Regions from separate parts of the Homo sapiens genome. Here region 2 is linked to region 1. The links are chromatin loops, found by intact Hi-C in ENCODE. Cell type or tissue: HCT116. All regions are shown on one strand. Each heading gives the region's core, and the rest is flanking DNA. Links, peaks and the distances in the headings are about the cores only.

Region 1 (8,347 bases), core at 249-8,248:
CTTTTATAAAAGCGTTATTAAGACAACTGCTAAAATTTAAACCGGTTCTGAGTATTAGATGGCAACAATGAATCAATTTTAACTTCCTGATTCTTATGGTTATATTGTGATTATGTATAAGAATGTCTTTGCTTATAAGACATAGACACTAAAGTATTTCAGGGTGAGGGAACATCAGGGCAACAACATACTCTTAAATGGCTCAATAAAAAAAGATATTTGGATTGTACTTCCAATTTCTCTATAATTTTGTGACAGCCAAACTTTTAAAAAGCTAAAATAACCGAAAGATAAATTTACTGGGCAGACAGTTGGTCAATTAACGAAGTAGTTTTCAAAGGTAAAGTTATCTTTCCACACCCAGTATCCATGAATGAAAACGTTCTACATGACAATTGCAGATACTATCACCACTGAATAGCTACACTCATGTCGGATGGGTTGCTATACATATTTATTTCATTAATGTATCTACACATCAAGAAAACTTAGAGGAGTGGCTGAATTTTGTCAACTTTCTCTGAAATATTCACCAAGTTCACTCAATATGATAAAGAAGATTTGAAACTTTTGAGAATTAAACATTTCCACCATAGAGAATACTATGTTTTCTCCAAGCTCTCAAAAAATTATAATTACTGGGCCAGGCACAGTGGTTCACTCCTGTAATCCCAGCACTTTGGGAGGCCAAGGCAAGCGGATCATTTGAGGTTGGGAGTTCGAAACATGCCTGGCCAACAAGGCGAAACCCTGTCTCTACTAAAAATAAAAGAAATTAGCCAGGCATGGTGGCAGGCACCTGTAATCCCAGCTACTCGAGCGGCTGAGGCAGGAGAATTGCTTGAACCCAGGAGGTGGAGGTTGCAGTGAGCCAAAACTGCACCACTGCACTCCAGCCTGGGTGACAAAGCAAGACTCCACCTCAAAAAAAAAAAAAAAAGCCATAATTATTGGAGCTGAAGGACATACTCAAGCAATTAGTCATCCATTCTATCATCCTACCCCTAGGCAAATTTGCAGACAAGGCAAGAGATTCACACTAACTCCACTAACCTCTGGCCTAACTTAACCAAGATTACAATAGTATAGAACGGGCTGGCAAACTTTTTCTCTAAAAGGCCAGAGATTTTCCTGCTGGCTGAACATGAAAAGAAAGAAAAGAAAAATACATAAATAGACAGAGTATATATTTTAGGTTTTGTGAGCCATATGGTCTCTGTCACAACTACTCAACTTTACTGTTATAACGCAAAAGTTCCACAGACAATATGTATAAACAAATGTAAAATGCGTTCAAAAAAACTTTATTTATAAAAGCAGGCAGCAGGCTGTATTCTGCCCATGGGTCATAGTTTGCCAACCACTGGCATAGGAAAAAAGATTACGACAAAAAAGTATCCATCAAAATAGACCTGCTAAATTTTACTATGACCGTGATATATTAGGTGAAAAATAAAAGCTATATACTATAATCCTAATTTTGTGTGTGGGGAGGGAGTATATATGTAATATATGTGTAATATATGTCATATATACTACATAACAAATATATGTAATATATACTACAGTATCAACCCCTTTACAGGGGTTGAGCTCTGTACAACACCTGATTGCAGGAGTGAGCCACCACGCTCGGCCCAATAATTACGATTTTTTTGAGAGCCTGGAGAAAACATAGTAGTGTTCTCTATGGTGGAAATGTTTACATATATACTCAGTTGATACTGGGTATATATGTAATATATACTACGTAACAAAAATGGCAACAAATTCTACTTATCTTTGTATATAAGCTCCCTTTCAAGGTTACTTTGTAGCTCTTCCTACCAAGATGTGAGCTTTACCCCTTGAGTCTGGATTTGGTCATGTGATTTGCTTTTGGTGACTGGAACATTAGCAAACCTGACACAAACAGACTCAAAAGGCATTTGTACACTGGGGCTTGTTCTCTTGCTGCTCTTGGAACCCTGAGGCCACCATATACATAAACCAGAATTAGCCTGCTAGATGATGAGAGAGACCCACCTCATGGTCCCAGCTGACTACCAATCAACTCCCTGAAGCAGGGCTGCCTTGCTGACTTACAGCTGACCTGCAGTTGACCACAGACACATGAGTAGGCCACCTGAGATCAGCAGAAGAAATGCCCAGCTGAGCCCACCCTAAATTGCTGACCCCCACAACAGTAAGCTAAATAAATGGTTGGTTTGTTACAGCAACAGATAACATTGCATGTGTGTGTGCACGCACATGTGCGCACTTAAGAATAGACAGCAGGCAGAATATCAGGGGTTGATATTGAGGAGACAGTTTAATTAAGGATTAATGTTAATAATTTAAGTACACATTTTGGTGGTTCCCAAATTTTCTCTTAGATGATGCTTTTATATTCAGAAAAAAGTTATTTAGAAATATAAAATTTAATTCAATATAAAAGAGTATTTTTCATTATTTCCACTAAATATTGAAAGTCTAAAAATATGGACATCTTGACCTGATGTATTTAAATGAACTGATAGATTTTACTTTCTAACAGAGAGTTTGGAGATAAATAGTTACAGGTACATAGGAAACTAAGCAAAGGACAAGACAACTACTAGCACCAAAAAAAATAAATACTGGTTTGGGGAAAGAACTGTAATAAGTTTAAATATTTATAGAATTATAACAATACAAATACCAAATGCTGGCAGGCTGAAGGGTAGAAGTAATGAGAAAGGAGAAAAGAATAGGAGGAAGACAACAGAAAGTATCTAAAACCGAAAACTCAAGAGAAAAGCAAAATATGCATGCTACTTCAAAAACTATCAGAATACAAAGGATAAATAATTGAAAATTATTTACTTCAGATAGTGGGAATTGGTGAATAATAGAATTAGGGCAGGGGTCTACTGCTTTTCTGTTTGAAGCCAAGTGGAATTCTTTGACATATTTTTTCACACATACTGTTAAAAAAAAAAAATTAAAGAGAAAAAAAAGTCCAGGAACCAATCCAAGTACATATAACAATTTAGTACATGATAACAGCAAAACTTCAAAACTGGAAAAATGATTAAGTGACACTGGGACAACTGATCAACTATTTGGGAAAATATGCAATTAGAGCCTGACCTCATACATGCATGAAAATAAATCCCATAAACAAGAGAGTTAAATGCACAAACAAAACTGTAAAAGAACTATTAAAAATATCCTTATAAATTTATAGAAACGGATCTAGAAAGATCCTCATGAAAGTGTTCATGGTGTTTCCTTCTGGAAAGCAGAAAGGGAGATGGGGTTAACATAAGGGAGAACATTTTAATTTTTATTCTGTATTGGTTTTTATAATGTTAAAGGTTTTTCAAAAAATGTTATTACTCTTTTTTTTTTTTTTTTTTTTTTGAGACAGGTTTTGCTCTGTCACCCAAGCTGGAATGCAGTGGCATGATCACAGCTCACTTTAACCTCTACCTCCCGGGCTCAAGCAATCCTCCTGCCTCAGCCTCCTGGTAGCTGGGACCACAGGCATGAGCCACCACACCAAGCTAATTTTGTTTGTTTGTTTTTTGTAGAGACAGGGTCTTGCTATGTTGCCCAGGCTGATCTCAAACTCCTGGGCTCAAGTGATCCACCTACCTCAGCCTCCCCAAGTGCTGGGATTACAGGCATAAGCCATCATGCCTGGCCAAAAACTATTTTTAAATCTGCATTAAGTCACCTGTATTTAACAATACTGTCATACCCTCTTAGGTATAAGGATCTGAGTAAAAATTGTAAGCTACAAGAAACAGTGGTGAATCATACATCTACTTAACTATGGCCATTTTTTTCATTCATTTATTCAACAAATAATACAAGTAGCTACTAGGTGCAGGCTCTGTGCCAGATGCTGGTTATAAAAAACTGAAAAAAAGAGACATTACACTTGTCCTTATGGTCAGTCTGGTAATGAGACAAACAAAACAAAAAACAGTTAAACCTACAAATAAATAAATAATTATAAATTTGGGTAAGCATTGTAAATGCTTAGATTTGGTGTTGAGACACTAAAAAAGGGACGAATCTTGAATAAATAACCTGCATGGTAATGCATATAATATGACCTGTAACAGTATAAAAATGAACTGTCATCAAAAAGTCATCTGGAAGAGTTTATTCAGAGACAGAATAGTGAGGTGGTTTAGAGGATCAATTCCAGAGCCAGACTGCCTGGGTTTTAATCCAGCTTCTACTCACCAGGTTTGTGACATGAACAAGTTATTCAAATACTCTGTGGCTCAGTTTCCTCAGCTATAATTGCGGAAAATATTAATACCTTCCTGATACGGTTGTTATAAAGATTGAGTTAAATTCTTTTATTTTGAAAACTGTCAAACCCAAAGAAAAGTTAAAAGAACATGACAATAAGCATCAACTCACATGAACCTGTATTTGCCAGGTGAATTAATATTTCTAAAGTGCTTAGCAGAGTGTCTGGCACATAACACAGTAAGCACCAGTATCAGCATATATATGCAGTTATGTTAAATAGCTATTTTAAATAAAAGTAAATTAAAACCATAAAGTAAAAGAAAGAAGGGTAGGAAGGAAGGAAATAAAAATGGGGTATGGGAGGAAGAAAAAGGAAGAAAAATAGCCTAAGGATCGCCCCAGTGTTAACACTTTGTAAGAAGGTCAACAGCGCACTCTGCTGGACCCAAGTGTCTTCCACACACCAGGCCCAAGTTATGAATTAAAATAATATGCTACTGCTACATTAAATCAAATATAATTACTTTAATTAAAGTATATAAAGAATGTTAGCATTTATTTAATGAATAAATAAAAAGCAGGTATAAGCATAAGAATATATCTGAAGACAACCCTGGCTATTGTGAGGATTTACTAAAAAAAGAACAGAATATAAATAAATCTAGAGAAAATGATTATGAATGATAGAACAAAGTAATATCAAAACGTTAACATACTATTCTAAAAAACAATGTTTTTCTTAACTATATTTTGACCATGTGGAGACAGATGCTTCACTAGAACTTTGACATATGAATTGTCAGATTAAGAAAATAAATCTGAACTGTAAGGAAAGGGATCAAGCAGGGGACACCAGAAAGTTAATTATATAAGAAAAGGTACTGACACTATCTTCCGACTTGAAAAGAGAGTTAGGAGACTAGAAATGATAGAAAAATAAAGAGACAACAATCTACTTCTCCAATCCACTAGGTGGAAACTAAATGATTTTCATAAAAACTAAGAAAATTTGAAGAACCTAAAAAGTTTAATGTCAAATTCAGGGGAAAACAGAAATCATCAAACTAATTTACCATTTAATTTATGGAAGAAGGTTTGTCAAAAGTAATGCAACTGCAGATTTGAAAAACGTGAAGACTAAGACACACCTTTGCAGGGATGAGAATTAAACCATTAATTTATGAATCCAAATAAATATTTCTATTTAAAAAATACTGTACTCCCTAGTATCATATAATAAAAAGCAAGATAGGAAAAGCGTCCTTAGAATTTAAAGGTGTTAGAATTCAATTAGATATAACGTATCTCCTGACCTCGTGATCCGCCCGCCTCAGCCTCCCAAAGTGCTGGGATTATAGGAGTGAGCCACCATCCTGGCTAACACGGTGAAACCCTGTCTCTACTAAAATATAAAAAATTAGCTGGGTGTGGTGACGGGCGCCTGTAGTCCCAGCTACTTGGGAGGCTGAGGCAGGAGAACGGTGTGAACCCAGGAGGCGGAACTTGCAGTGAGCCGATCGCGCCACTGCACTCCAGCCTGGGCGACAGAGCGAGACTCCCTCTCAAAAAATAAATAAATAAATAAATAAATAAATAAATAAATAAATAAATAAAGCATCATTAAATCTAGTCTCCCATTCTTTTTCCTTCCATATGAAGGAACTGGTTTTCACAAAAAAGTTACTTACCCAAGTCTATCAATTTACCTTATTCAAGATTATTACAAGGTCTAGATTAAAATACAACAGATAAAATGTGAGGCATTTTGGTCTGAAGAAAAAAGCAAAAATAAAAAAATATAAAAAAAAGTGAGGCATATGATCTGTCAGCATAAGAAAAGTTCTAATATATGGACTACTTTTTTTTCAATTACTTTATCCAAAAGTTTTGGCAATAAACTCATTTCAAAAGCTGCTGTATAATAAATATTAAAACTTACGACATTAATACACATGAAACTATTTTTCTTCTACTTTTCATGAAACCACCTATCCCAAAATCTACAGAAAATACTTTTATGATTTATAATAAGTCACTTTGCAAAGACTAAGAAATGTTACAGCAGAAACCAAAGTAATTTCCTACAAGGAAAAATATTTACTCCCCTATGACACCCAAAAATCCCATTTTTTAAATAAATTACCTCTACTCATATCCCCATTATTTTTTCTTATATTACATTCTTGGAAATAATTAGTCCTTGTTCTCTGAAAACCTAGATGTATTATTTAATGCTAGAAATCCATGAGAAATTTACTAAAAATTTACTTAACATACAAAAAGGAGAAACATTCATGCTCACTAAAACTATACATTTTATAATAATTATATTTCTATTATAAGTACTTATCCTATTTTTATGTTAGGAAGAAAAAAATAAAGTTGAAAATACAAATCATTTTACCTATGTATTTTTGGGTTTTTTTTTCCCATAACCTTTCAGAAAGCACATAAAATTACTTTATACGTCATGTTTTTCATCATAGACTACCATGAAAAGAAACAAATATTAGAGCTCAACCATATGTTCTTTGCATTGCAAAAGTGCTTTGATGTCTGTTAAATTTACTTTATGCATGTTTAATTAGTATGACATATATCTCTTACATCTTCTTGCAAACAAAAATTCAGTGTCACACTAGTGAAATGTTATCATTTGAGGGACTAGATTTAATTGAGAGATTTAACTTGTTCAAGAAGTTTTCAGACTTATGAGAAATTGTCAGAGGCCTATATCTTAATGTTATGAGTAATAAATCACCCACTTATGAAAAATTATTCCATTTCTAGAGATATGTAGAGTTATACCACCTAAAGCCAAGGAAGAAAATATGCAATTTCTAGCTTAAAAATAAAACAGATATAAAGATACAGATATACAATTATAGATACAGCTATATTTTACCAATGAGCAGACCATAATCAATGATCAACATATATCAGCATACTACATAACCAAAAGGAGAAATCAATCAAAGCATTAGGCTTAAAATTAAGGTACTCAACCAAGGGCACAGTAGATGTGCTTATGGTCAAGCGGTTTAGACTCAAAAGATTTCAGCCATAAACATCTTCAACAGATATCAAAAGAATTTTTGGCCAGGTTCCGTGGCTCACGCCTGTAATCCCAGCACTTTGGGAGGCCGAGGCAAACAGATCACCCGAGGTCAGGCGTTCAAGGCCAGCCTGGCCAACATGGTGAAGCCTCATCTTTACTAAAAATACAAAAATGAGCTGGGCGTGGTGTCAGGTGCTACTTGAGAAGCTACTCAAGAGGCTGATTTAGGAGAATCACTTGAACCCAGGAGGCAGAAGTTGCAGTGAGCCGAGATCGCCCACTGCACTCCATCCTGGGTGACAGGGGAGACTCCGTCTCAAAAAAAAAAAAAAAAAAAAGAAAAGGAATTTTCTACTAAACTCTAAACCTAACTCCTCAAAATTTATAATGTTGATCAGTATTATCAACAATAACATTAATAATAGCTTTCAGCAGCATTTAAAAATAAGAACTACAAGGCCAGGTGCAGTAGCTCACACCTATAATCCTGGCATTTTGGGAGGCCAAGGCAGGTGGATCGCTTAAGCCCAGGAGTTTGAGAGCAGCTTAGGCAACATAGCGAAACCTTGTCTCTAAAAAAGTTAACCAAATAAATAAAATGAAAATAAGAACTACATATTACTCCAAGCAACCTACAGATTCAATGTAATCCCTATCAAAATACCAATAACATTCTTTACAGGAATAGAAAGAACAATCCTAAGATTCATATGGAACCACAAAGACCCTGAATAGCCAAAGTAATAGTATGCAAAAAGAAAACTGTAGGCACCACGCTATGTACTACACAAAGCTATAGTAACCAAAACAGAATGGTATTAGTATAAAAATAGACACATAGACCAATGGAACAGAATAGAGAACCGAGAAGTAAATCCAGGTATTTACAGTTGACTGATTTTCAACAAAGATGCCAAGAACACATATCGGGGAAAGGACTCCCTCTTCAATAAATGGTGCTGAGAACACTGGATGTCCATATGCAAAAGGAAAAAACTAGATCCCTCTCACCATCTACAAAAACCAACTCAAAATAGATTAAAGACTTAAACATAA
Region 2 (8,347 bases), core at 288-8,287, 280 kb before region 1:
GTTTGCATCCAGTAGATTTTGGTATATTGTGCTTTTCTTGATTTTTATTTCCACATAGTTTGTAATTTGATGGAATAACATTAAAGATGTTTAATTTTTTTCTCGTAGAGAGATTTTTGGGGAAAATATCCTTTATTAATTACTAATCACTAATTTTATTGAATTGTGATTGGAAATTCATGTCACATAAGATTTCTGTTTTTCTGGTATTTATTAATATTTCCCTTACAATTTAATACATGGCTGAATTTTGAGAATCTTCCATGGATGTTTGAAGATAAATGTATTATGCTTTTCCTGGGTATAATGTTCTATGTGTATTGTTTAGATTTGTTTGTTTGATTGTTAGTTTAAATCCTTATGTCTTTACTTTGTGTGTGTACATGATCATCTGATTTCTCAGAGAGAGTTGTTAGACTCTTACACTTTAATTATGGATTTGTGAATTTCTTCTTGTATTTCTGTCAATTGTTACTGAATAATGTATATTTTAAAGCTATGTTCTTGTTCATAAAAGTTCAAAATTCTTATTTCTTCTTGATGGATTATATTTTTACCAAAATGAAAAATCCTTGTCCCTTTTGTCGTTTTTCATCTTTTACACTAAAACTAGTATTTTGTCTGAAATTAATATTACTATATCTGCTTCCTTATTTTAACATTTATCTGGGATAGATTTTTCCATTTCTTCACTTCAAACTTTTCTTCATCATTTTATCTTATATATGAATCTTGTAAATAACATATGACAAGATTTTTTTAAAACCTAATTGGATTTTCTGTCCTTTAATTGGAAAATTTAACAGGTTTACATTTATTAAGAATACCGGTATATTTTGACTTAATCTTGCTACCTCACTTTATGTTTTCTATTTACTATTGTTTCTTTTTTTATTGTCTTCTGTTGGATTTATTTATTTCTTCTTTTTCCCTTTATTTATTGTTTTGGAAACTATATATTCCATTTTCCTAATGGATTCTTTTACATTTTACATTAAGCTTTCTAATTTTTCTCTTTTTAAAATCATTTGTGTATATATCTAGGCACCTCTTGGCCCCAACACGAATCTTAGCAAACATTCATCTTCTTTCTTGTACTTTTGTCTTTCTTCTTCTACTTCACACATTGAAGTCATCTGGTACTTTAGTTCCAGGTTGTTGTTAACTATTTTTCATTATGCTTGAATATCATCAGACTTATTCTAGGTTTTACTTCTTTGCTTACCGTTTGTTTCTGATATCTCTTATAGTCCTCTGAATTCCTTTTTTGGCAGGGGTTGGGATGGCTTATGTCTTTTAGTAATTCTCTAAAGAGAAAATTTGTGGGTGGTAAACTTCTAAGTCTTACTGTGTCTGCAAATGTCTTAATTTTTGTCTCACTATGTAAATATTAATTAACTAGGAATAATATTTTAGTTTTAAGATAATATTCCCTCATTATATTGAGCTATTATTTCATCTCAATATAATTTTGGTATCTAGTCCTAGTAATTAGACATGAAATGCCAATGTAAAATCTACGCTTTTGTAGATGGTTTTTCCTGTCTTTATTCTTGGTATTTTGAGGTAAGCCCACGATGCAGGCCCTTTCCATCTGCCTTCAGACCTGGGAAATTTTCTTCTATTATTTCTTTGATTATTTCCTCCCTTCCATCGGCTATGGTCTCTTTCAGGAGTTCTTCAAAATATGTAATCTGATAGACTTTTTCTTGTTTTTTGACATTTTATGACTTTTTTGGGAGAAACAGGCATATAATCAGTTCAAAATCTTAATCTAGTCTTTCTATGCATTATTAAGGAAATTTTAAGATAAATGTCAAATTATACTTTTGAATGTGATTGAATTTGGGCTCTGGTTATTTTTCCAAATAATATATTTTTAAAATCCTTGAATGGATTCCCTTTAGATAACTCTATGGAATTTTTCACTCCTTCAACCAATATTTATTTAGTGCCTAATTTTTGCTTGGCATTGTTCTAGGTTCTAAGGATTCAAAGTTTTTTAAAAAGATACAATTTTAAGGTCTGACACAGAGTTTCCCAACCTTGGTACTACCCATGTTTGACTGGATAATTCTTTGTTGTGGGAGGTTGTCCTGGCCATGAGAAGATGTTCAGCAGCATCTCTGGCCTCTACCCAATAGATGCCAGTAGCACCACCACCACCCCATTGCTGTGACAATAAAAAATGGATCCAGTCATTGCCAAATGTCCTCTGATGGGCAAAATTGCACTGCCCCCAGCACACTCTCTGTCACCACTGAGAATCATTGGTTTAGCAGGAGAAATAGCTAGTATACTACCGGGTCTATGGCAGTGGAAGAATATATAGAATGTTGGCACAAAGAAGGTAATGCCTGAGGTTCAGGAAATGTTTTACAATGCAAAAGATAACTTGGCCTGGATCTTAAAGGAAGAATTAGGTACTGGTCAGGTAAACAAGGAATAAGGGAAGAAAGAATAGTAATATTCAGGAGAAAAACAGCATGCGAAGACAGAAAGGTTGAAACAATTTGATGCATCTGAGAAACTCTTAGTAGTTCAGTTCAGTGTGTGGTTGGAATACAGATCTGAGGGCTATGGTAAAAAGGGAAGAAAACAATAGAGCTGGAGAGGTAGTTAGGGACAAGGTTATAAAGGAACAGGCAGGCTATGCTAGGAAATTTGTGCTTTGTTCAGCAGTGATGGAAAACCACTGGAAGTGTTAAGCAGGGAAATGGCATTTTAGGAAGACAGTTTTATAAATATGCAATGAATGGTTTAAAAAGATATGAAACTAGAAATAGGAAGACTGGATAGAAGAAAATTATAACAACCAAGTTAAGGACCCAAACTAGGGCAATGGGGGCCCGAGAGATGGAAAATGGGACATGCAATATATAGGAGGTAGAAATGATAAAATTTCCTGATTGTTATATGGAGAATAAAGAATTGGGAGGATTAAGGACAATGTCAAATTTTGGTGAAAAGAAAGGGTAAATGGAGCTGTTAGCAAATTGTGTTTACAGGTAGAAAATTCAAATAAATATCCCTGGGACAAAAACAAAAAACAAAGAAAACAAAAAAACCCTAAGTATCTTATAGCTCTATAGTTCTAAACACAATAGACAAGACATAAATTGATAGTTTTTAGAAAAACAGAACCAACACCCCCCATCTTTCCCAAAAAATCACTGTTTACTTTCATCACAACAAATTTCAACATCTTCTCTAAACATTTTCTCATGGTCTTTTTATCCCAAAGCTTTAAGAGAATGCTTTATATATATTTTTTCAAATTATTTCACTGTTAACTGATTTTTGACACATTATTTCAGCTGTTACAAAAGACTGTGAAATTTTAAGCCAAGATCGGACCATGAGGACTAAATTTTTTTGTTTATTAATGACATAAAAAATAGACAATTGTATCCATAAAATGACTTAAGTTCCATAAGCAACCATAAACGCCAAATAATTCAAGGTTTGGAGAATTTTTTTTTTCAGCATCTTTGCTGAAGAACTATGGTACTGAGGACCTCTACTGTTGAGAATATGAATGGCTTCACTGCTAGGATTAAATTTTCAGGGAATAAAAACATCAACCAGGCATAGGCAATCTACAGTCTGCCCAAAGTACAGAAATTATTTTCAGAGGCACACGGATAGTTGTGTCACTGGAACCTACGCAGAAATGCGTATGAGGTAGAATTTAGGTCTCCTCTCACCTTCTGGACTTCTCTACCTCCGTGTGCCCAGGGTCTAGTGCTGTCTTCTGGCTTGAGTCTGTGTTGGGCCTGATTACTACAGGTTTTTTTTTTTGTTGTTGTTCTTACTCTGTTCTTTTTTCTTTTCTTTTCTTCTCCTTCCTTCCTCTTTCTTTCCCTCTCTCGTTTTTCTTTCTCTCTTCCTCCCTTCATTCTTCTTTCTTTCTTTTTCCCTCCCTCCCTCTCTCCCTGTCTTTCTTTCTTTTTTTTTCTTTTTTTTGAGACAGAGTCTCTCTCTGTCACCATGCTGGAGTGCAGTGGTGCGATCTCGGCTCACTGCAACCTCCGCCTCCCAGGTTGAAGCGATTCTCCTGCTTCAGCCTCCCGAGTAGCTGGGACTACAGACGTGTATCACCATGCCCTAGCTAATTTTTTTATTTTTAGTAGAGACGGGGTTTCACCATGTTGGCCAAGATGGTCTCGATCTCTTGACCTCGTGATCCACCCGCCTCGGCCTCCCAAAGTGCTGGGATTACAGACATGAGCCACCATGTCTGGTCTTTTTTTTTTTTTTTTTTTTTTTTTTTACGGAGTCTCTCTCTCTCGCCAGGCTGGAGTGCAGTGGCCCAATCTTGACTCACTGCAGCCTCCACCTCCTGGGTTCAAGCGATTCTCCTGCCTCAACCTCCTGAGTAGATGGGACTACAGGCACCCGCCACCAAGCCCAGCTAATTTTTGTATTTTTAGTACAGACGGGGTTTCACCATGTTGGCAGGGATGGTCTTGATCTCCTGACCTCGTGATCCACCCACCTCAGCCTCCCAAAGTGCTGGGATTATAGACGTAATCTCAAATGCCACAAGATATAGGATTGGAAGAGATTTCTTTTGTGTTTATATTTAATATCTGGCTGGCCATGGCTGGGTATGTAGTGCACTTGATCTTTTTATTTTTTTTTATTTTTTTGAGACAGAGTCTCGCCCTGTCTCCCAGGCTGGAGTGCAGTGGCGCGATCTCGGCTCACTGCAAGCTCCGCCTCTCGGGTTCACGCCATTCTCCTGCCTCAGTCTCCCGAGTAGCTGGGACTACAGCCGGCCGCCACCATGCCTGGCTATTTTGTATTTTTTTAGTAGAGAGGGGGTTTCACTGTGTTAGCCAGGACGGTCTTGATCTCCTGACCTCGTGATCCGCCCACCTCGGCCTCCCAAAATGCTGAGATTACAGGCGTGAGCCACCACGCCAGGCCAGTGCACTTGATCTTTAAGTGAGATTTAATTCCAGTACTTCCATGACACTCATTATTAGTGTTTGAATTGACCCAAGCACCTCTCTGGTATACCTTGGCCAGTAACTGTCCCACATGCTAGGATTTGAATTTAGGTCCTGCTATTTATTAGTTTATTACCAAGGAACTTGTTCAAGTTACTTGACCTCTCACTCAATTTTCTCCTCTGTTCAAATGGGAGAAATAACATTTTTTAAAAAATGTTTGATCAAGTTAGATTTGTGAAAACATGTAAGACAGAGACGGATACAAAATGAATGTTCAATATTCCTAATGTCCCTTCTCTCCCTTTCCCTTCCCTTTATAAAAAATCAATTCAGAGTGAGAAATATCTGTGTTGAAAAATACGCTTAAGGGGGATCCTTTATCAACAACATATTTCCAAGCCAAATGTGAGTCAAACCAAATTCATGTCTTCATCAGATTGTGTTTTTACCACAAGAAAGTTTCTCAAATTAGGATTTATGTTGACAAAAGAAATTGGGTGTTAGAGGGCTTGGTCGTACACAAAGCACCAAAGCTGTAATCAGCTTTGTATAAAGGATTCTATAGAATTACAAAGAGTTTAGTCAACTCCCACAGTCATATGTGAATTGTGAGGTTTGGTCCGGGGACAGGTGAAGGAAAGGATCCTATGAAAGCTGGCAACAAGAGAAAGCGAAGCCCCAAATATAAAGAAGGCCTACATCATCTCTACACTATCCAATCACATTCACAACATGGCAGCATTGTGCATTTGGGCCTCCATACAAAGAAAATTCATCAGCTCCTGTGCCTCGCCTTCCAGGACTCAGAGTGAGGCCATCCTGTCACACGCTGTTTTGTTAAAAAGATATACCAAACCGGCCAGGAGCAGTGGCTCACGCCTATAATCCCAGCACTTTGGGAGGCTGAGGCAAGTGGATCACTTGAGGTCAGGATTTCAAGACCAGCCTGGCCAACATAGTGAAACCCCATCTCTACTAAAAATATAAAAATTAGCCAGGCCCGGTGGTGGGCACCTGTAATCCAAGCTACTCTGGAGGCTGAGGCAGGAGAATTGCTTGAACCCCGGGAGGTGGAGGTTGCAGTGAGCCGAGACTGCACTACTGCACTCCAGCCTGGGCGACAGAGAGAGACTCTGTCTCAGAAAAAAAAAAAAAAAAAAAAAAAAAGGCAAACCATATGCAGAGACCCATATGCTATGATACAAATGCAAGCCGGTACACATAAATGTATTTTCCCACCGTCCAGAGATTTTGTTGTTGCAAAAAACAAAATCTTGGAGTGAAATGTAAAAGCTAATGGCTCCTATTCACTGTGAAAAATGGAGAGGAAATGATAATCGAGTTGAAGAAATAGCAGGTTAGCAATTGGGAGATCAGAGACCCAAAATACCTCCCACTGTGTATCTGTGGGACCGAGGTCAAGTCCTCTCCTCTAAATAGCGTTTCAGTTTCCCCACCAGAATGCTCTAAAGAACAATCCTGGCTTGTGCTTCAAGGGGAGGAGATAACAAGCATAAAATACTTTGCAATCTTCCTTAAGACAGTGTTACCTAAATCCCAGTCATTACTACACTAATACACTAAGATGATAGTACCTGCAGGAAGGCAGGCATCACCTTGAACACAGAGAGCTGTTAATCACCTCAAATCCCTCAAGTGTGTCAAGTAAAGGGCAAGGGAAAGATGCAAACTGTAGTACTGGTGTCAGGATGGTTTTGTGTGTGTGTGTGTTTGTGTGTGTGTGTGTTTGAGACGGAGTCTCGCTCTATCCCCTGTGTGTGTGTGTGTGTGTGTGTGTGTTTGAGATGGGGTCTCACTCTATCCCCCAGGCTGGAGTGCAGTGGCGCAATCTCGGCTTAGTGCAACCTCTGCGTCCTGGGTTCAAGCAATCCTCCCACCTCAGCCTCCCAGGTAGCTGGGATTAGAGACGCATGCCACCACGCCCGGCTAATGTTTGTATTTTTTGTAGAGACGGAGTTTCATCATGTTGGCAAGACTGGTCTCGAACTCCCCCAAACCTCAAGCGATCCACCTGCCTTGGTCTCCCCAAGTGCTGGGATTACAGGTGTGATCCACTGCACCCAAAATCAGCTCAGAGTGATTTCGTATAAGCCTTGAGCCTTCACCGTGAACATTTTGCTTCCAAGAATAAATGATTCTGAATTCCAAGTAACCTCATTACTGCGAGATGAGATGGTCTTGACCAGTTTACCACTCTTGAGGCTTTAAATCTTGGCATCACTGCTGTGATTCCCACCTAAACCGAAGTGCATGTGCAGGACTGTGGTGTCACCGTAACCAGAAAGAAAGACGCTTACTTTAACCAAGGAACCTACTTCCAACCTGGGATTATAAAATGCCTACCTAAATCCAAACTGCAACTTTTATCTTAGACCTCTCCTCCAACTAATGCGGTCAGTGCAGATCAAATGTTTAGATTGATAAATGCGGCTTACTGGTGTGAGAGACTCACTCATTGACAGAGCCCAGAATCCAAAGGTGATTAGTTGACTAAAGAGGGAAGACGAGCACCAGACAGCCTTGTTTGTCATTTTGCACACTTAATCGCATAAATCTCATAACACCAACTGCAGCTGCATGGCAGGAAATTAAATACTGACAAAAATAAAACCAAAGCTCCCAAATCAGTTCAGACACCTGTTTCGCAAGAATCAGTGCGATAAGATCATCTGTGGGTGGCAATTTTTTTTTCTGTAACGTCACTTGATAACTATTTTTCTCCCTGTTCTTTTTTTTTTTAACTTAAAAACACAGATAGAAAAACATGTAGACATCCTTAATAGTTGAATATTGACACACATACTTTAGGATTCATTTTCATAAAAGTGGCTGCTTTTTGTATAATGTAGATGAATGTTATATTCCAGATTAAAAGCAGACCCAATTCTAATTGAAAACAAATAGAGTATCCTCTAACTGTGGTTACTAATTTATACACAATATATTTACTATTTCAGAAAGAAACTGGCTTAGGAATTTCCTTTAACTGTACCCAAAAATGCTAAAAATGACATATATTTCCTTACACACACTTGTCCAATTTGATTCGAATCAAGGCTTCCCTCTCAAACCATATATTGGTTTTTAAAATTTTTTTAATTTCTATATCACTTGGACTGGACCTACATTGTTTAAATGAATAGTTTGTAAGGCAGAGTCTAACCTTTTAAAAATCCTAGTATGTGAGAATATCATTTCGAGATTGTTTTATCTAAATGAAAAGTATTAACTTAAAAACTATAAAATTTGCTTTGCTTAAAAGAAAAAAAAGGTAGCCACAGTCTTGTACCATCATTTGATAACTATTTTTCTCCTCTGTTCTATTTAGTTAAAACCACAGGTAGAAAAACATGTGCAAATCAGTTAAA

Evidence for each region. Hi-C counts contacts between places; a loop is a spot of excess contacts. Peaks named below come from ENCODE experiments on the same cell type or tissue, not always from the same donor. Only the 100,000 strongest peaks of a DNase experiment are listed, where the experiment ranks them.
Region 2: it touches region 1 in a loop (4-fold over the local background); 5 of 110 quality-filtered maps call a loop at or near these places.

The regions. Positions count from the first base shown.
Region 1 is chr17:61,832,747-61,841,093 of GRCh38, forward strand. The region is part of intron 6 of BRIP1 (BRCA1 interacting DNA helicase 1); the gene reads right to left. Among named protein-coding and RNA genes, the nearest start is that of BRIP1, 27 kb to the right of the region's middle. In HCT116, for the core only: a CTCF peak has its summit at 4,654 (motif pointing left); DNase peaks (open chromatin) are centred at 1,015 and 4,655; H3K27ac peaks cover 1,253 bases.
Region 2 is chr17:61,547,835-61,556,181 of GRCh38, forward strand. No RefSeq gene overlaps it. Among named protein-coding and RNA genes, the nearest start is that of NACA2, 39 kb to the right of the region's middle. In HCT116, for the core only: a CTCF peak has its summit at 3,526; a DNase peak (open chromatin) is centred at 3,517; H3K27ac peaks cover 5,053 bases.